Regions from separate parts of the Homo sapiens genome. Here all the other regions are linked to region 2. A link is a contact called in ENCODE Hi-C or POLR2A ChIA-PET data. All regions are on one chromosome and are shown on one strand. Each heading gives the region's core, a stretch centred on a gene start or an enhancer-like site at or near the end of the contact. The rest is flanking DNA. Distances are from core to core; before and after follow the strand shown. Region 1 holds the start of XRCC2 (X-ray repair cross complementing 2). Region 2 holds the start of PRKAG2-AS1 (PRKAG2 antisense RNA 1). Region 3 holds the start of ABCF2-H2BK1 (ABCF2-H2BK1 readthrough). Region 4 holds the start of SMARCD3 (SWI/SNF related BAF chromatin remodeling complex subunit D3).

Region 1 (4,562 bases), core at 119-2,618, 800 kb after region 2:
TATTTTTAAATATATATATATCTATGGTTTATAACTGTAGCCGTTCTTATACTAAGCAGTGGTTCTACTCTTTAGGAACAGGGATTATCAAACTATGGCCAGCAGGCTAAATCCAAAAAACAAAGCTTTATTGGAACGCTGCCATGTGCCTTTATTTATCTATGACTGCCTTCCCATTAGAACAGCAGAGTTGAGTGGCTGTGACAGAAACGGCATGGCCTGCAAAGCCTAAATATTTACCACATGGCCCTCCACAAAAATGTTTGCTGACTCTTTTGAGATTGCTTCCTCTCTCATCTGCATAAAAGATCCTTCATACCCTGCCCACTGCTCAGCGCTTACTTCCCAACCTATTGTCCCTCACTCCCTTTGTTCCAATTTTACAGAAATACTTGCAGTTATCTAAATTAGCCATGCTCTTGCTTAATTCAGAATCCATGTACTCCCGACTGTCTCCGCTCTGAATGTCATCCTCTCCTTGCCAAACCATTTCAAATGGTCCTTGAAACTTCAGTCATCTCCTCCTGCATCTTCCATGATGCCCGCCCCTCTAATGGACAACAAACTTTTGTGCAATACTGTAATTCTTACAGCAGCCTCCCTTACTAGTTCTTTAATGGCAGAAGTTATGTCTTTTGTTGCTTACTCCTATCCCTTAACACGTAGTTGACACACAGTAAGTGCTGGACACTTGGTTCAATTCTTGAGGGGCATCCACCGGCTTGTGTGGCTCTGGAGCTACCTGGGCTGGAAACGAATACTAGGGGGTGGCGAGGGCCAGCTGCCCTAAGCAGAGACACGTGGGCTACAGGGAGGTGAGGCAACCTCCGCAAACACCACCTGTTCCAGAAAAGCTCCAAATGCTCCAACGGGCGACCCCTCCCCTTTTCTAGCTTTTCTTGCATAGCTTGACATTTCCAACGGTAGTTAATTTGTGAGGGGTTTTTAGACCATAACTCTTGGGAGGAGAGACCTCGTATGTTATATCGATCTGGGCAGGCAGCAAGTCTTCCAAAGAAAGACTTCCTCCACCTCCGCCCGGTCCTCCCACCTCGGAGGACTCCAGGCTGCCCAGGGGCGGACCCCTGGGGCCCAGGTGAGAGGTGGCAGAGGGTGCCAGCATCGCGGGCGTCTAGGCCGAGAGGCCGGTCCCAGCCCGGCCAGGCCGCGCCGCCCCAAGCCTCCCAATCCCCCGGGTTCCCTCGGCTCCCCTCGCCCACCGGCGGCCTTGTTCCCATCTCCCTCACTCCCAACCCGGCGGCTCTCACCTCGGTCCCAGACTCAGCCCTATGGAAGGCACTACACATCGCCCCGAAGGCTCGGCGCAGGAGAGACTCAACTTTCCCGCCACCAACGCCATTCACCAACTGCGCAGACTCTACGGCCAGTCAAACCCGCCCACCCGCGCGCGTGCGCACTGCGCCAGGCCGCGGCCGGGGAGGCGGGAGCATGCGCAATAGGGTGTGCGGGCCTCCCCGCCCCGCCCCCAGTTCCTGTGACGTCAGACTTCCGCGTCCCCCGCGGCGCTCTCCCGCGTCCCCTTGGAGATCGCTCCGGGGTGGCGGGGACAGCTGGTGCTTTTCTTGTCTGTTGTAAACTTTGGTTCGTTATTATTATATTAGGTAAAGCTGGTCTTATGTATTAATTTGTTTAACCATTAAAAATAATTGTATTGCACAAGCAGGCCCCTTTGTCCGTTCTCGGGTTAAAAGCCTCTGGCTGTGTGTGCGATTCATGGTTAATTCTGGAAAAAAAGAGAAAAGTATACTGTATTTAAAAGAATTTTTAAAATATACCGAGCCTGTGGATTTATCAAGTTGCTTTTTGAGGTAGGCAGGAGGATCACTGGAAGTCGGGAGTTCGAGACCAGCCTGGCCAAAATGGTGAAACCCCGTCTACAGTAAAAATACAAAAATTAGCCAGGTGTGGTGGCGCATGCCTGTAATCCCAGCTACTCAGGGAGGCTGAGGCAGGAGAATCGCTTGAACCAGGGAGGCAGAGGTTGCAGTGAGCCGAGATCGCGCCATCACACCTGAGCGGCAGAGCGAGACTCTGTCTCAAAAAAAAAAAAAGACAAAAATTTGGATATAGTAGCATTGGCCATTATTATCAAGATGACAAAATGTTTTCTGGAATGAAAAAGTTTCATGCAAAGATATACTTTTCACCCACCTAGTTTAGTTTTCAAAAACGCTAGGAAAGAGCATATACCAATGAAGTATTTCTCATGGGTAATATTAAAGTTGCTCATTTTGTAAATTGGAATGGTTTTGGTTCCAAGTCACAGAAAACCCAACTCTTACGTCCTGAAACAAATGGGCTTTACCGGGTGACATCACTAGAAGTCCAAAGGTAAGACAGGCTTCAAGGTTAGTTTAATTGAGAGGCTTGATGAGGCAAACAAGTACCTCATTTCTTTTTACCTCAGATTCATGTTTTCTACCTTGGCCTCTTCTCTACGTAGGGCTGCGGGCCCGTATCTGAAACATTAACAACCATCAGGAATGAGGTTGGTCTGGTTAGCTTAGGCCTGAATCGTGTGCCCCACTTACTTTTCTTTTTTTCTTTTTTTTTTTTTTTTTGGAGACGGAGTCTCATTGCACTCTCGCCCAGGCTGGAGTGCAGTGGTACCATCTCGGCTCACTGCAACCTCTGCCTCCCGGGTTCAAGTGATTCTTCTGCCTCAGCCTCCCAAGTATCTGGGACTACAGGCACGTGCCACCACGCCAGGCTAATTTTTGTATTTTTAGTAGAGATGGGGTTTCACCATATTGGCCAGGCTGATCTCGAACTCCTGACCTTGTGATCTGCCTGCCTCGGCCTCCCAAAGTGCTGGGATTACAGGCGTGAGCCACCGCGCCTGGCCCTGTGTGCCCCACTTCTATCCGGAGTAGAGACATATTTTTTCAAAGCACACAGGCCTTGTGGAAAGGTGTGGAGAACAGTAAATGACAACAATAACAACAAATTGTGAATCATTAACAAGAGGAGTGGGAGTGGATGCTTGGGAGGCCACCTCTACCGTCTTTTTTTTTTCTTTTTTCCCTTTCCTATGGTGCTGAACCACCTATATCTTCATTACACCCTCTGTAATGAGGATATGTGTATACCAAACCACATGTGTAGGTCAACCCCCTCGTCCAATTCCACACACTTCTATACAAAGTAAATATTTCCTCACATAGTAAATCAATATTTGAGAAAGGAGACTTTACAATTAAATAGCTGCTCTAGGCTAAATTAGTTTTTCAGTCTCCACACTGTTCCTAATGAAGAAGACATGTCAGCTGAACTAGTTTAGTCCATTAAGTGCACACCTGTTCGTGTGAGTGCAACATGGTTTTGAAATCACTTCAGTTTTAATGCTCCGGAAACATCACTTCTCGTTTAAAAGGATACTTGAAGCGCTCTCACAAACTGCTGGTAGGCATGAAAACATACGGTCTTTTTGGAAAGGAATTTGGCAATATCTTTTTTTTTTTTTTTTTAATTAATAGAGATGGGGTTTCGCCATGTTGCCTAGGCTGGTTTACAACTCCTGGGCTCAAGTGATCCTCCTGCCTCCTAAAGTGCTGGGATTACAGGCATGAGCCACTGCACCTGGCCGATTTTGGCACTATCTAACAAAATGACGCATTTATTAACTTTTTCACTCAGCAATCCTACTTCTAAGAATTTAGCTTGAAGTCATACTTCCAACATTGCAAAAACGTGTATGCAAAAAAAGCATATTGCAGCATGGTTTGTAATTGCAAAATCTTGGAAATGGCCTAAATGTTTATACATAGGAGAGTGGTTGAAAACAATACGGCACTGCCACAAAATGGAGCACTATGCAGCTGCAACAAAGAATGGCCAAGATCTCTATGCATCTGTAAGGAATGATTTCCAGGATATAGTGTTAAGTGAAAAAGGCAAAGAGGAAGGGGTGTCTACAGTTTGCTAGCTTTCTTGTAACAAGGGAGGGGAAAGAAAAAGATACACATGTCTCTGCTCATTTGGGTAAAAAGAAACACAGGAAGAATACATGAGAAGCAAAGAGGATTCTTTATCTACGGAGGGTAGATAAAAATAGGTTGGAAAAAATGGAGGATGAAAATAGGGTAAAAGAGATGGGGTGAGGGACACTTCCCTATGTGTAACTTTTTTTGATAGCTCCAATTTTTTTTTTCTTTTTTTTCTGAGACAGAGTCTTGTTCTGTCACCCAGGCTGGAGTGCAATGGCAGAATCCTGGCTCACTGCAACCTCTGTCTCTGGGTTCAAGTGATTCTCATGCCTCAGCCTCCTCAGTAGCTGGGATTACAGGCACCTGCCACCACGCCTGGCTAATTGTATTTTTGGTAGAGATGGGGTTTCACCATGTTGGTCAGGTTGGTCTGGAACTCATGACCTCAGGTGATCCACCAACCTCGCCATCCCCAAAGTGCCAAGATTACAGGTATGAGCCACCATGACTGGCCAGCTCTAACTTTTAGAAACACATGATGTTTTACCTCCTAAAAAAGAAATCATCAGTGGCTTACGCCTGTAATCCCAGCACTTTGGGAGGCTGAGGCTGGTA
Region 2 (4,807 bases), core at 1,845-4,344:
GGTGTCTGATGTATATGTATATGTATATGATGTATATGTATATGTATATGATGTATATGTATAAGTATATGTATATGATGTATATGTATATGATGTATATGTATGTATATGTATATGTATATGATGTATATGTATATGTATATGATGTATATGTATATGATGTATATGTATATGTATATGATGTATATGTATATATGTATATGTATATGATGTATATGTATATGATGTATATGTATATGTATATGTATATGATGTATATGTATATGTATATGATGTATATGTATATGATGTATATGTATATGTATATGATGTATATGTATATGTATATGATATATATGTATATGTATATGATGTATATGTATATGTATATGATGTATATGTATATGATGTATATGTATATGTATATGATGTATATGTATATGTATATGATGTATATGTATATGATGTATATGTATATGTATATGATGTATATGTATATGTATATGATGTATATGTATATGTATATGATGTATATGTATATGTATATGATGTATATGTATATGATGTATATGTATATGATGTATATGTATATGTATATGATGTATATGTATATGTATATGTATATGTATAAGCCATACATTTATAGGACACTTTACACTTGTCAAGAGTTTTCCCGGGATGGGTGTGATGGCTCACGCCTGTAATCCCAGCACTTTGAGAGGTCAAGGTGGGCGGGTCACTCGAGCCCAGCTCATGTGGACCAGCTTTGGGCAACATGGTAAAACCTCATGTCTACAAAAAAAATAAATAAATTAGATGGGTGTGGTGGCACATGCCTGTAGTCCCAGTTACTCAGGAGGCTGAGGTGGGAGGATCACTTGAGCCTGGGGAGGTTGAGGCTGCAGTGAGCCATGATTGCACCACTGCATTCCCACCTGGGGAGCAGAGTGACACCCTGACTCAAAACAAAAAAAACAATAAAAAAGAGTTTTCCCATGAATTACTTTATTTCAATATCCGTATAAAGCAGGAAAAATGGGTATTATTTCCTGCATTTGACAAATGGGAGAAACAGTAGTTACACGGTTAGCTCAAGTGATCACTGTTTAAGAGGTTTGTGGCAGCAACATCTAACTTTTAACTCACGAACATGGTTTTAAATGTCTTACATGAGAGATGTAAACAAGAATGTTTCATTTTCAAATAGAACACTTATTCCTGCATAATCGAGTCACCACCGTGGGGGCCACACAGCAGCCAGGGGTCCAAGTTTCCAGCCCCAGAGCTTTCCAGCCAGGGAGGGCTGGCCCAGGGCCCCTGTGGGGCTACTTGGCATCAGGTGTCTGGAGACCCGCCCCTGGACTCCACCCTCTTCACCCAAGCGTTAGGCACGTGTGGGCCGGAGTTTACACAGGAGGACCTTAGCGGGGCGTCTAAAAGAAGGGTGGCTCAGCAAACACGGGGCAGTGCGCCCTGGGATTCACAGTGGGAAGTGAGTGGCCTGCCTCGGCCATGCCAGCTGCGCCTGACCCTGTCGGGAAGGATTAGCTTTAATGAGGGGTCCGGACAGCCCATTCACTGCGCACTCCCACCCTGCCCCGGGAGAGCAAAATAACTTTCTCTACGGAGCACTCTGGTGTGTGTGTGTGTGTGTGTGTGTGTGTGTGTGTGTGTGTGTGTGTGTGTGTACACAAACATTTACTTGGTTGGCTGAGGCGGAGGGTGTGACCCAGTGGGCCACACCTCCCACCGCCCTACCCCGCTACGTGGAGGCGAGGAACAGTGGCCGCGGGCTACCGGGGCGCCTTCCGAAAAGAGAACCACTACGCGGCCCGCCGCCCCTCTGGCTGGACAAAGTGAAGCCGCAGGCAGATCCGAGTCGCCAATGTCCTCCCGGGCGGCTGGCGCGGACGGGGCTGAAGTTCAATGCAGCCTGCACGGATTAGGGAGCTCCGAGCCCCCAAATACCACAGAGACCCAAAGTACACTCCCGGGGCGGGGGAAGGGAACGGCGGCAGAGGAGACCCCCGCTCCAGGCCCAGAAACGCCCGGAGAGAAACTGGAGCGGAGGGGGTGCATTGGAAGACGCAGCTACACAGCTCCCCCCAACCCCCGCCCCGCTGCTTTCCCCACCCACCGCCCCTCCCCTCTCCTCCCTCCCCTCCCCTCTCTCCGTCTCCAGCAGCCGAGCGCGGGCTCCACCTCCCCGGAGCGCAGTCCACACCGTCCCTTTTCAGCAAAACAACACAACGCACCGCCCCCCGCACCCGCACCCGGCTGGATACCGGGCTACGCCCAGCCGCCCACCCGCCGCGCCCGGCGCCCCCTCTAGTCTGCAGCCGCCCAGCCCCCGCCCCAGGCGGAGCCCCAGCCCTGGCTGCACGCGGGCAGAGAGAGAGATTGAGCCCCGGCTCCGCCAGCCCAGCTCGGGCCCTGTCCCTCTACCCTTTCCCCAAGCCGCCCGAAGTGACAGGAGGGGCACGCACGGCGCGCGCGGGGCGTCCAGCGTTAACCGCTTCGGCGCCGGGGACGGGAGCGACAGGAGGGCTGGGGAGCAGGGGACCGAGTGCTGGGACTCACCGGAATGTGCACGCGCAGCGAACGCCTCTTCTGGCTGGCATTTTTCTTGCCGCCGCTCCCGCCGGGGCTGGAAACATCTTTTTTCTTCTTGGTGTCCATAACCGCGCTTCCCATAACTCTAACCAGAAGTTGATTCTGCGAAACTCCTCGGGGGTTCGGTCCCCTCCTTCCCTCCCCCGGCCGCTGCCTTCGGACTGGAGCCGCGCGCTCTGTTACACCCTGAAGCCACCTCGTGGGGACTTCCGCGGAGAGGGAGGGTGAGCAGGGAACTCGCGCGGCCGCCGCCGCCGCCGAAGCGCCGAATTCAAGCGTCCTTTCCTACGGAACCCTCGTAGGCAAATCAGTCAAAGCCCGTCCCGGTTCTGGTGTCTCCCCGGGTTACTCGTGGCTGAGGTCTCCCGCTGGGTGACAAAGTTTTCTTCCTTTTGCAAAGCTAAGAAACATTTTCCACCCTCTCGGCTCCTCCCACAGATTCCCAGAGGTAATCTGAAAGGCAGGTGCAATTAAAACCAGCAATTTGGAAAACAAGCCTCCTATGCCTGTGCCCAAGTGGGGAATCTGGAACCAGTAAGCCCGTTCGTGCATAAATGTAATCCTCGGCCGCAGAATAAACCAGCTCGGAGCCTGCAGCTGGGTCCGTCCTCCTTTCTGGGCGAGAGGGAGGGCGGCGGGGGAAGAGGAGGTGCAAGGCGAGCCCTCTGCGCAATTAGGCTACGGGCGGCCGCTGGCAGAAGTTCTGGCGGCGGCGCTCGCGGCCCTGCGCGCCGGAGGGGGCGCCCGGAGTCCAGCGGGCCAAGAAGGGCAGGGCGCCCGCTCCTCGCCCCCCGCCGCGCCGCGGCCCCAGGGGACCGCAAGGGGACAGTGAGGGGCCGGGCCTGGCACCGACGCAAGCTCGGGGAGCGCGGGTGGTGGGAGGCGGCGCGTGTTGAACAGGAAGTGCGCGGCGTGCAGCGCCACCGTCCCGCTCCCCGTCGCCCCACGCCGCCCTCGTCGCCGCGCCCAGACCCCTGCGGCGGCCGCAGCCGCTTGGGACTCGCTGCGAGCTGGTTTCGGATCCATCCCGCCTCCCGGCGTCTCACTGTGTGCCCTACCCTTTGAAACACGCCCCCGCGCCCGCCCTGCCGTAGACCAGGCAGCGAGGAAGCCCACAGTCTCCGGGGGCGCTGCGCGCGAAGTAGCACGTGCTTCTCGAAACACCGCAGCCCCCGGGTCCCGCCCCGCCCGGCGCGCGCACTCGAACCCGCCCAGAGAGCGGTGCGTGGCGCTGGGTGCGAGCAGGGTCTAGCCACCCCCACCCTCACCCCACCCCACCCCACCCTGCTTTTTTCAGGTTCATCAAGGTTTGCGCAGTGGATCCGCGGTAAGTGCGTGTCCCCACGCCGCGGGAAACGTGGGGCTCCTGAGACTGCGGAAAGAATTGGGAGAAGGGGAGGGCTCGAAGACCCGGGCGAGGGTTCCCGGTGCGGCCCAGGTCCTTTAGAGCCCCGGGTGGGCATCCAGTACCGCCTGCTGCCGAGGGCCCTAGAGGGGTTGGGGGAGGGGGCTGGTGTGTCCCCCACCCCCAGATGCGCCCCAGGATGGCGCGACCTCGGCTCCCTGGTGGAAAGTAGGGGGAGTGCTGGCTTGGGGGTCGCTTCCCCTCCTGCTCTAGTTTCTGAGGATGTGATGACCCCAAAGGTCATTGGCGCTCCCAGAATGCTGACGTCAGCTCAGCCGCTCCGAGTAATCAGTAATGCAGGGAGGCCACCCGCAGAAAGAACGCGACAGGGGTCGCTTTGGGGACACCATAGGGCCTTTACTCCTTTTGAGGTGCGTGCTTTCGCAGGACTCCCTCCCCAGAGGAGGAGGCATGATCAGCCCACCCAAAGGATCATCTCTTAGGAAGCAGGCGTGCGCCCACGCAGGGAGAAGCATCCTTCCTTTCAGCTGCTTGCCGGGTGGCTTTTCCAACCCGAGTTCCAGCAGCTTGCACAAAATCCTTACAGCTTGGGTGGTTCCCTGGCTCATAGGGGTGGGTTTATATTCTTTCTCCTTCTCCTCTGCTCTCTGGTCCAGAATGAAGCCAGCCTGGAAGATCCCCAGTCTCGAGACAGAGCCTGACAGGGGCAGATGCACTGGAAGGACCCTGTCTGGGTTTAGCAACCAAGCAGCCATCCTGGCCCCACAGGTGTGGGACTTCTGGGTCTTCTCCTGGCTGGCTTCTTGCTAGAGGATTTCAAGAGACCCAGCAAGACTGTATTGTCCCACT
Region 3 (4,668 bases), core at 1,383-3,882, 650 kb before region 2:
CCAAGCATTTCAGATAAGGGATACTCAACCTGTACATAACACATACTGCTCTGCGTTGCTAGTTCCTTTCCCCTGGACATAATCTGGTCTCCCATCCCTATTCTAAATGCTTTGCTCTGAACACAGTTGATGCTAAATAAATGCTTGTGAGTGACAGATGAGCTAAGGAGAGATACCTCCCACCTCCCCTTCCAAGGCCTCACCAATTCCATTTAAACCAATGAGGCCATAACGACGGCCTGAGTTTAATTCCAGTTTGGTGTCACTGAGCAGCTCTTGACCATGAAAGGTAAGTGAGAGGTTGATGATGTGAACATCAGTACTGTTGGGGTGAGAGGCCAGGACGCCAGTGACAGCTCGAGCAGCAGCTTTCTTCATCTCAAAGTCCTCTAGCTCCTTGGTCAGCAAATCTACTTCTGCGGATAGAAAAGCAGTTTGGGAAGATGGCGTGAGACAGACTCGGCTCTCCACAAAGGTCAACGTCCTGAAGGACCAGGCTCCAATCCTGCTGAGCACTCAGATGTTTCCCAAACTTTACAGAGTGCACAATGACACAGAGCTGCCCCGACACCCTGCTTTCCTTTGTTTTGTCCTCCCATATCTGTTTACTTACTCCCATCACTCTTAACTTCTGTCCTCCACTACTGTGGCCAGGAATAAAACTTCCCCACAGCCTGACTTTATTGCTCTTTCTAATTGCTTTCTAAGTCCCCCTTTTCTGAACGCCTATCTGTTACAACTTGCAGACTAATTCTCCTTTCCTCTTCAAACATTTACTTAGTGTCTACCTGAGAAGCAAGTCATAAAAAAAACCCAAGACAGGGTCCTTGCACTCAAAGATGAAACAATTTAGACAAAGAAACAGGAGATACAACATAAAAAGGTAAGTAACACTAAAAGACAGCAAAAGGGTATAGAGAATGGAAATACTGTGGTCAGGTTTGACTGAGAGACGCTTCATTATCTTGAGCTGGGCCTTGACAGAAATGTCAAATGTAGCTAGCAAAAACATGATGGTATTATAATTCAGTGTGTGAAAGGACAGAGATGTGGTGACTATCCAAGAGATAATAAATAGTCTGGATGGAGCAGAAGGCTGTTTAGGGAGTTTTCAGGGGGCAGGGAAGAGGGCTGGGATTGGACTGCCAAGGGCCTGGAATAGTCTTTACCGCATATGGCCATGTTTCCCAGTCTAGACGGTAAGTTTTTGGAGGGAAGACGGTAGTGCCTCAGTGTATAGCACCATGTCTAGCACTTGAGAAATAATAAATATTTCCCAAAATATAAATAACAGAAAGGGAGCTCTCTCCCAGGAAAAACCCCATAAATCAACTCATAAGTTACTCTCTTGTAGGTAGAGCCACTACACCAGTGAGAGGACAAGCTTATTGTATAATGTAGCAAAGAACCTGGCACATTGGTCACCATGCATAGAAATGGAAACTGAGAAAGGGGCAGGGAACTGATCCCCTCCTCACAATCTAATAGAGCAGCAAGGCAGCTCAGCAACTCTCACATCCGCTTGCCACTGAGTATGTGAGAACCTCGTCTTCGGCTTCCTTGCGCAATGACAGGGTGGCACGAATTCCAACTCTACTGATTTGATTCATCATGAAAAGTTGCATGACACCAGATACATTCTCCACTACCCCCAGCATCAAGATTCCAACTCTGGCTGGGGCATGCATTAAGTCTTAGCAACCATCCCCAACTCACCCCTCCCTCAATTCACCTGTGGTCTCTCTGCCATTGGCCTCATTCTTCTCTGCCACCTGTGGTTCTGTGACAACATCTCCATTTTCTTCATGTCCTTTTCTGGGCCGCTGTCGAGCTTTGGCAGCCTCCTTCTTTTTGGCTGCCTTCTTCTTGGCCAGGTCGGAGGGCATGATGATGACCCACAGGGGTAGGTTACTGTTGTTTCAGGGAGCCTGAAGGAAGGCAAACAGATACCCCCAAACCCTAAACTTACTAGTAAGAATGCCTGGGCCCTGCTCCATCCCTCTCAGGAATCTTCGTATCAACATCAAGCCTCTGATGCCCTGGCCTGCCCCCGCCTCGTCTGTTCCAACTTGGTCAGGGTATCCCAAACCAATGCCGATTCTCAGCGGCTCTTCTAATCTTAACATCTCTTCCCACAGGCACCAGTCCCCCACGGACTGCCTCACTTTGGAAACGCTCCTTCTTTCAGGGCCTCCGGCTGGGGACCAGGTTCTGCCCCTCAGCGGAGGTCTCCGTCTCCGGTTTCCCTACAACTTGGCGCTCCGCACTCAGCTAGCCGCCTCACTTTCCGGGCTTCCTCCTCCCGTCCGTCTCGGGCCTCTTCTCGATCGTCCCTCTCCACATCACCCGGCCGTCGAGCCCAGCCTCTTGCCGGGACGCACTCGTCCTCGCCCGCGTGAGTCCCCTCCGAGTCTCCACGCTCGTCACCCCCGGGTCCTCCCCCACCCCGCCCGTCAGCTTCTCTCCCTTAGCCCTATCTTCCCCCTCGCAGAGCCCTCCATCCAAACCCCGTCCCTGCTTCCTCTTCTAATTCTCTTTCCCCCTCACCGGCGGGGACCCTCTCCCTACAGCTCCCCTTCCCCTAACTCACTGGGCCTCGCTGCTCGGCCTATGTCGCAACAGAGCTGCTCCTTAGGATCCTCCGCGTGCGGCCGGCTCACCAGCCAATCACGGCCTCGGGTGGTTCTCGGCGCGCCGCGCTGCCTCCTTGGAAGTGTAGTCCTCAAGTTGCAGCGGCCAAGAGTGAGACCCGCCTTGAGGACTACTATGTATCCCACAGACCTCGCGGGGCCGCGTGACGCCATCAGGATGCGCGAGGCTCGGGGAGGGGGCGGGATTAGAGTCCAAGAGCTCTCTGCTAGCGGGCGCACTTCGGGCGCTGGAAACTGCAAATCCCAGATTGCTCGTTGGATAAACCGGCTGAGCCTTCAGGCTTTACCCCACCTCTCGAAAATCCATTGAGCTGTTGTGGAGTTACGAGTTTTTAGAGCTACCTAACCGACTCAGGCAGCAGGGCGTGCAACTACACTTCCCAGCTTGCCTCAGCGGGAGTAGATCGAAACAATGGGAGAGGAGAGGTGGGAGCGTGAGGGGAGGACTAAAATGAAGGGGGCGCTGGGCAGGGAGGGGTTCCAGAAAGCGGGGCATCGCTGCAAAGATGTTGCCAACGGAATTCCTTCACGAAAGAAAGCGCCTTGGTTTCATTAAACCTTAATTTTAGAGGCTGGTTCATTGTTAAACTTTTAGAAGGTGCCAGACGTTGTTTTGGAACCTCGGCCGCTTAGCCTCCCCGCTGCCGCATTGTTAGGTTTCCACTGAAGCCATGCAAGTTTGGTGGAAAGGGCCCCGAGATAAAAAGGCCCCTTGGCTGAGATTTGTTTTATTATTAGTTAGCCATGCTACCGGGCCCGTTACTTTCCCTTTGAGTCTCACTGTTTAAAATCTCTCACATGACATTTTGGGCTGGATGGTTTAAAAATAAATACAATCTCTCAAGGACTTCACATTACCTACATTGTAAACTCCAAATGTTTAGCCTCAAGTACAAGGCAGGCCCTTTGTGATCTTTGTTACTTCTCCAGGCTCCTGTGCAGCAGAAGCCTCACCATCAGTGACGTTTGGGGCAGCAAAGGAAGCTATTGCTCCCTTTGAGCATATTCTCCAAATGTGGCACCTTTTCGCCCACAGTCCGTGACTCAAACAATGAGAATTAGTTTTTCTTCTCAAACTCATACTTCAGTAGAACTTACCTACTTAAATAGTTCGGAGATTAAGCGTGCTATTTTACACCTGCATGCCTTTGAACATACATTTTCCTAGAATATCCTCCACCAACGAAGTGCCTACTATCTGTCAGGCTCAGATATATGTGCTGGAGTTGCAATGGTGCAAAGTCACTCCCTGACCTCAGGGAGCTCATAATAAAGAAGGAACATGTGAAAAGTAAACAAGCCGGGTGTGGTGGCTCACACCTGTAATCCAAGCACTTTGGAAGGCCGTAGTGGGAGGATCATTTCAGCCCAGGAGTTCAAGGCTGCAGTGAGCTATAATCAAACCACTGCACTCCAGACTGGGTGACAAAACTAGACCCTGTCTCTAAAAAAACAAAAAACAAAAAAAACAGACCTTGACACCATGAAATTAAGTGCCCTAAACGAAGTGACTTTCGTGTGTTGCTGGGGTACCTAGGTGGAGACCTCACTTGGCATAGCATAATTAAGAGCATAACCCCAGTTCTATGCTTCATTGTGTGGCCTTGGGCAAAGTACATGTTCTCCTCTGTAAAATGGGAATATAGTTACAAAAAGAATACAGTTAAATGACTGTAAAACCCTTCTGTATGAAGCAAAAGAGTTATTTATGGGCCGGGCACGGTGGCTCACGCCTGTAATCCCAGCACTTTGGGAGGCCGAGGCCAGCGGATCACGAGGTCAGGAGATCGAGACCATCCTGGCTAACACGGTAAAACCCCGTCTCTACTAAAAATACAAAAAATTAGCCAGGCATGGTGGCGGGCACCTGTAGTCCCAGCTACTCGGGAGGCTGAGGCAGGAGAATGTCGTGAACCTGGGAAGTGGAACTTGGAGTGAGCCGAGATCACGCCACTGCACTCCAGCCTGGGCAACAGAGCGAGACTCCATCTCAAAAAAAAAAAAAAGTTATTTATGA
Region 4 (4,500 bases), core at 1,529-4,028, 630 kb before region 2:
CATTGCGAGCCTCGGGGCTGCGGAAGGTACCGCAAAAATGAATATTAATGGCGCCTTTCAACCTTTCAAAGATGTTCACATCCACATGCTCCTCTGCAAGACAGCCTGAGCAGGTCCTTTCATCCCCACTTGACGGATGGGGCCACTGTGGCTCAAGGAGAAAAATGACCTCGCCAAGGTCACACAGCTCATCCTGGCCCAGGCAGCCCCTGAAGGGCTGCCTCCTGGGGGCCCAGGGCTTTGCTCTCTGCGGCTTGGTTGAGGTCCGGTACCCGGCTCCCTGCTCCGACTTCTGCTCCTCCTCCTGCTCCTCCTTCTCAGGCTCCACTTCTTGGGCGGTTCTGCCTGGTACTCACTAGCTCATCTCAGCCACTCTGCTCCCTGTGTCCCTGCTTTTGACCCTTGGGTCCCAAACCCCACTCCCCTCGGCTGACTCCAAGTCCCCACATCCAGGGTCTTCGCTGACCAAGCTGCCCCCATAATTTGCTCCCAGGGTGAGGGCTGGAGGCAGGGCAGGCAAGGGCAGCCTGCTGGGGCGCCCCAGACACAGCCAGGATTCTCTGATTGGGAGGAGGGGAACTGCGTTAGAGGTGGGCTGCCCAGGGGGGCCTGGGGTGGGTCAGGGCAGTGACACTTGCACTCACATTTCCCTTCCTGTCTGCCCAGGTCAGCAGCCACCTCCTCCTCTTCCCATCCCCACCCCAGTGAGGTCAGCAGTCAGGGTTCATGGGGGCTGTGGAGACTGAGAGGAGGCGGCTCCTCCTCCCTTGCCACTACCCCTGGGTGGTCAGATGGGGTGTAAATGAGATGCAAATGCATCGAGCGAAGTGTTCCAAACCCCACTTGTCCAGACTCCAGAAGGGAGATGGGGAGGGCCAGAGAGAGTTTCAGGGGCTGTGAAACAGAAAGAGCGGGGTGGGATGGGGACTGGGACCACGAAAGCAGGAAGAAGATCAGAGGGCAGGGGATGCAGACCCTGGCACTGTTAACATGGACACACCACCCACCTCACCCCCAGGCATGAGGAGGGGCCCCCTTGGGCTTGCTGTTTTCCTTCCAACTGCTACCTCTCCCTCCTGGTCCTCCAGGCTCTGTGTCTAACCCTAATGTCCTCCCACCCTCGGTCAGCAGCTGTCTCTGCCTATCTCTCCTGCAGTGAAACCTGCCTGTCCATGTGTCTGCTTCCCTCACCCCACCTGACCCTGTCACTCAGGCCTCCAGGGTAGCAGCCCAGAATGGAGCCCAGGCCTGGCCACCAGCTAGGTGGGGCACTGGGGCTCACAGCCACTCAAGAACTGAAGCTGTAAGTTGACCAGATTAAAAAAACAGTCCACGTGTACAGCCTCTCCCCACTAGATGGGCCTTTTTAAAGGGGCTCCCACCAGCAGCCAGGTTAGGACTGGTAACTCAGCTAGCTGACATGGACACCTTGGGAAGTTACCCCCAGGGGTCCCTGGGGCTGGAGGACAGGCCACTCCAGGGAGTCCCCCTCTTCCTGTCAGCTGCTCTCCCCAGTTATCAAGGCCAGGGATACTGGCCCATCTGCTGAAGAGGCCCTGAGAGGGAGGCTTTCAGAGCCCCCAGAGAGCTGTGCCCGCCACCAGCCCCATCCCCATGAAAGGCCAAAATCCTAGGGACTCTGGCCTTACTGAGAGGGTGTCTTCCTTGGGGTCACAACCAAATTTGGCCATAGTAAACCCGACAGCTTCCTCTACACAGGGCCTCCACTCCCTCACCCATCCCAAGAGTCGCAGCCCCTGCTTCTCCCATTCCCCACCCCTCCATACCCCTCCCAGCCGGGCCCTACTGACTCAGCTCCAGCCTCCCGGGCTCCCACGTGCCTTCACAGCCTGCCTGTGGCAGGACAGTGCTCCCCTGTCCCTTCGGTCTCTAGGCCTCATGTCCCCAACTCCAGCCCCTTCCTTCACATGTTCGAGGAGTTAAGGACATCAGCTTCTGGTGGCTGAGTCCGCCAAGGAGACCCTCAGAGCCCCTAACTTGGGCTAAGTCCCTAGAGCGGTCCTCTCCCCCACCCTAAGGCAGAAGCTCCAGAGCCCTCCCGCTGGGATGCAGAGGTGGCTCAGCCTGCGAGCTTCCCGCTACAGTGCCTCCAGGGTCACCTGCTCCTTGCTCCGGAGACACAAGCAGTGACACTGTCCCAACGGATGAACAGACAGCCCAGCCCAGCCTCTGCCATGTCCCCATCCCCCACCCCCACCCCCAGGGCAGGGGCAACACCTGGGCCCACAAGGAAAAGAACGAAAGTCAACCTGTCGGCTACAGCGAGGACCCCCTACTTGGGGGGTAGAGTCCCCAAGTCCCACCCCCGCCCCTGACAAGAGCCATGCAAACGCCTCCCTTCCCCGCCTCGCGTCAGACCCGGCCGGCCGCCTGGCGACGTGTTCGGGTGCCAGGGCGCCAGCACAGTCCCGCGGCCGGGCCGTGGGCCATGACGCCCCCCACTAGAGGGGTGGGAGAGCGGGAGCGCCCTCCCGGCCCCTCCCGATCAGCCCTCCATTCAGCCCGAGCCAGCTCGCTTGCCCTCCCCCGCTAACTTTCCCCCACTCACCACCCCATGGACCAGAAACTCAAAAAGTTTGCTTTTCGTGGCTTTGCGCGCCCCTCCGGCAACTTCGTCCGCGGCCATCGGGGTGGGCTCAGCGGCTCCTCTCACTCTCTCTCTCTCTTCCTCTTTCTTTCCCTTTTCTGCCTTTTTTTTTCCTCCAACTCTCCCCTCTGAGTCCTGCTGGGCTCTCTCACACTTCTACTCGAGCGGAGTGGGGAGGGGGCCCCTTCAGGGCTGCCCTGACGGCCCACGGCCCACGCCGCCGCCGCCCGCCCGCCGCCGCCGCCGCCGCCGCGGCTGCCGCATTCCTGCACTGATAAGACAGAAATAGTCCGGCGGCCCGGGGTCTGCCTGTTGACTCGGCGGGGACGGGGCCGCCTGCCTTTCCAAGCCCGCTGTCCAAACAGCGCAGATAAGCGGCGAGGCGCGCCGACCAGCCCGGCCGCGGGCGCTGGGCAGCAGTGCTGCAGCCCGAAGCCGCCGAGGCCCGCGGGAGGCGGCGCGGGGAGGGGACGCCAGGGGAGGCGGCGGGGGGTCGCCGGCCACCGGCTCTCGCCACAAATAGTTTCTCCGTCAGGGAATTCGCCGGCCGCGCCAGGCAGGGAACAGTCAGTTCCAACTTTTCCCCCAGCGGCTCCTGCTGCATTTCTGAGGCCCTTTCCCCAGAGACCTGGCAGGCCGAGCAGGGAAACATTCGCTGGCAGGAACCGGGGGAGCCCGGCCCGCGAGGCCTCGCGCCTGCCCGGGGCCGGCGGCGGTGGGTGTGCCCGGGCGGCGGCGTGGCCCTGCGTCCACTGCTGTGTGTGCCCTTGTCTCACACGCCGTGTGTGTCCGCGCCCTTTTGTGGCGTGGCAGCTTATGTGCGTGCAGACAGACGCCCTGTATGTGTGCCTCCCTCCACGACAGCCTCCGTGCGCGCGCGCCTGCGTGTGTGGCAGGACATGGCCTGTGCCTTTCAGCTCTGTGAGAGGCTATTTCTGGGTATGTGAGTCTTTGTTTGCCGCTCTGTGAGAAAGTGAGGGCAATAGGGGAAGTATTTCAGAAAGAGGGACAGGGATTGTGCTCATGAGAACAGGAAGAGAATGAATGTGGGGAATGGCGCAGCGCCAGGGGGGTGCTCGGGTGGGTGCGTGGAGAGAACGAGGCAAGCTGGGCTTGGTTTCCTTGGGGTGGGGGTGGAGTGGGGTTAGGGGACCCAGAGGAGTTGGGGCAGCTGGGCTGGGTATAGTGGGTATATTGGGCCGGCCTCAAGACCCCAAAGAGAGGGGTCTTGAGGCTGGGGTGTGGCGTGGGGTGGCAAGGGAGCCCCAGAAGGGGCGTGTGGAAGGAGTTGGCAGTCCCTGGAGTGGAGGAGGGACCGGAAGGAGGAGGGGCAAATCCTGACATACCCAGGCAGGGAGTCCTGGGCCTACCCAGGTCCCCAAAGGCCACGCCCCTTTTTTCTCCTTCTTGGGGAGGAGCCGTGGGCTTTGGAACAAGGCCCTTGGGTCAAGTTTGGGGGTCTGCTGGGGCCTCACTGTGAGAATCCAGGTGAGGGCAGGACCATAGCCTAGTGCCTAGGGGAGTTTGTTGAAACACTTACTTGAAGTTGGGCCCTGAAGACTGAAGGGTACTGACCCTAAACCCTTCAGAATGCCTTTGCCCAGGGGGTCCTTTCTGCCTGCAGCCTGATTTCTGCTGGCCCTGGTTGTGCTCTTGGCTGTCACTGTTCATTTAGGTGCCCACTGTCAATCTGAAATGTCAGGGAGGACATCTGGTCCAGGTTGCTCCTCCACCACCCCTAGCTTGAAAGGGGACCTAGAGATCCCCTTGCTACCAAATCTCTCCCAGGGCTTTAGCCTAGACTACCCCCCACACACCCCCACACACAGAGCCTGGGCCCTGACACGGTGGGGATGGGTGGGTGGCCTGCCTCTGTCTGCCATAGGTCATGC

Evidence for each region. Hi-C counts contacts between places; a loop is a spot of excess contacts on that map. ChIA-PET counts read pairs that join two places held with the same protein, here RNA polymerase II (POLR2A). Pooled maps may share reads with other maps.
Region 1: a map of CD4-positive, alpha-beta T cell shows a loop between it and region 2 (2.7-fold over the local background). The contact joins the promoter of XRCC2 here to the promoter of PRKAG2-AS1 in region 2. A Hi-C loop is called at or near these places in 2 of 168 maps with a recorded cell type or tissue (CD4-positive, alpha-beta T cell and CD4-positive, alpha-beta memory T cell) and 14 of 50 pooled maps. POLR2A ChIA-PET finds 5 or more read pairs at or near these places in 1 of 52 experiments (H1).
Region 3: a loop to region 2 is called in a map of CD4-positive, alpha-beta memory T cell, with 21 times the contacts of the local background. The contact joins the promoter of ABCF2-H2BK1 here to the promoter of PRKAG2-AS1 in region 2. A Hi-C loop is called at or near these places in 2 of 168 maps with a recorded cell type or tissue (CD4-positive, alpha-beta memory T cell and naive thymus-derived CD4-positive, alpha-beta T cell) and 10 of 50 pooled maps.
Region 4: a map of CD8-positive, alpha-beta T cell shows a loop between it and region 2 (4-fold over the local background). The contact joins the promoter of SMARCD3 here to the promoter of PRKAG2-AS1 in region 2. A Hi-C loop is called at or near these places in 3 of 168 maps with a recorded cell type or tissue (CD8-positive, alpha-beta T cell, ascending aorta and naive thymus-derived CD4-positive, alpha-beta T cell) and 9 of 50 pooled maps.

What each region holds. Positions count from the first base shown.
Region 1 is chr7:152,674,773-152,679,334 of GRCh38, forward strand. XRCC2 (X-ray repair cross complementing 2) reads right to left here and starts at 1,369. Exons shown (of 3, transcript NM_005431.2): 1 at 1,269-1,369. The coding sequence starts at 1,307. RefSeq lists silencers at 756-845, 1,146-1,615 and an enhancer at 846-1,690.
Region 2 is chr7:151,873,948-151,878,754 of GRCh38, forward strand. It overlaps PRKAG2-AS1 (PRKAG2 antisense RNA 1), which reads left to right and starts at 3,095. Exons shown (of 3, transcript NR_038926.1): 1 at 3,095-3,193; 2 at 3,890-3,919; 3 at 4,615-4,807. PRKAG2 (protein kinase AMP-activated non-catalytic subunit gamma 2) reads right to left here and starts at 3,168. Exons shown (of 16, transcript NM_016203.4): 1 at 2,560-3,168. The coding sequence starts at 2,673. RefSeq lists an enhancer at 1,911-2,030 and silencers at 2,221-2,360, 2,421-2,470, 3,233-3,662.
Region 3 is chr7:151,224,573-151,229,240 of GRCh38, forward strand. It overlaps ABCF2-H2BK1 (ABCF2-H2BK1 readthrough), which reads right to left and starts at 2,633. Exons shown (of 17, transcript NR_160983.1): 1 at 2,591-2,633; 2 at 1,733-1,928; 3 at 204-416. ABCF2 (ATP binding cassette subfamily F member 2) reads right to left here and starts at 2,633. Exons shown (of 15, transcript NM_007189.3): 1 at 2,591-2,633; 2 at 1,733-1,928; 3 at 204-416. The coding sequence starts at 1,886. RefSeq lists a silencer at 2,410-2,469 and enhancers at 2,570-2,619, 2,730-2,809.
Region 4 is chr7:151,245,916-151,250,415 of GRCh38, forward strand. It overlaps SMARCD3 (SWI/SNF related BAF chromatin remodeling complex subunit D3), which reads right to left and starts at 2,779. Exons shown (of 13, transcript NM_001003801.2): 1 at 2,570-2,779. The coding sequence starts at 2,647. RefSeq lists enhancers at 1-446, 447-1,020 and silencers at 1,008-1,302, 3,350-3,439.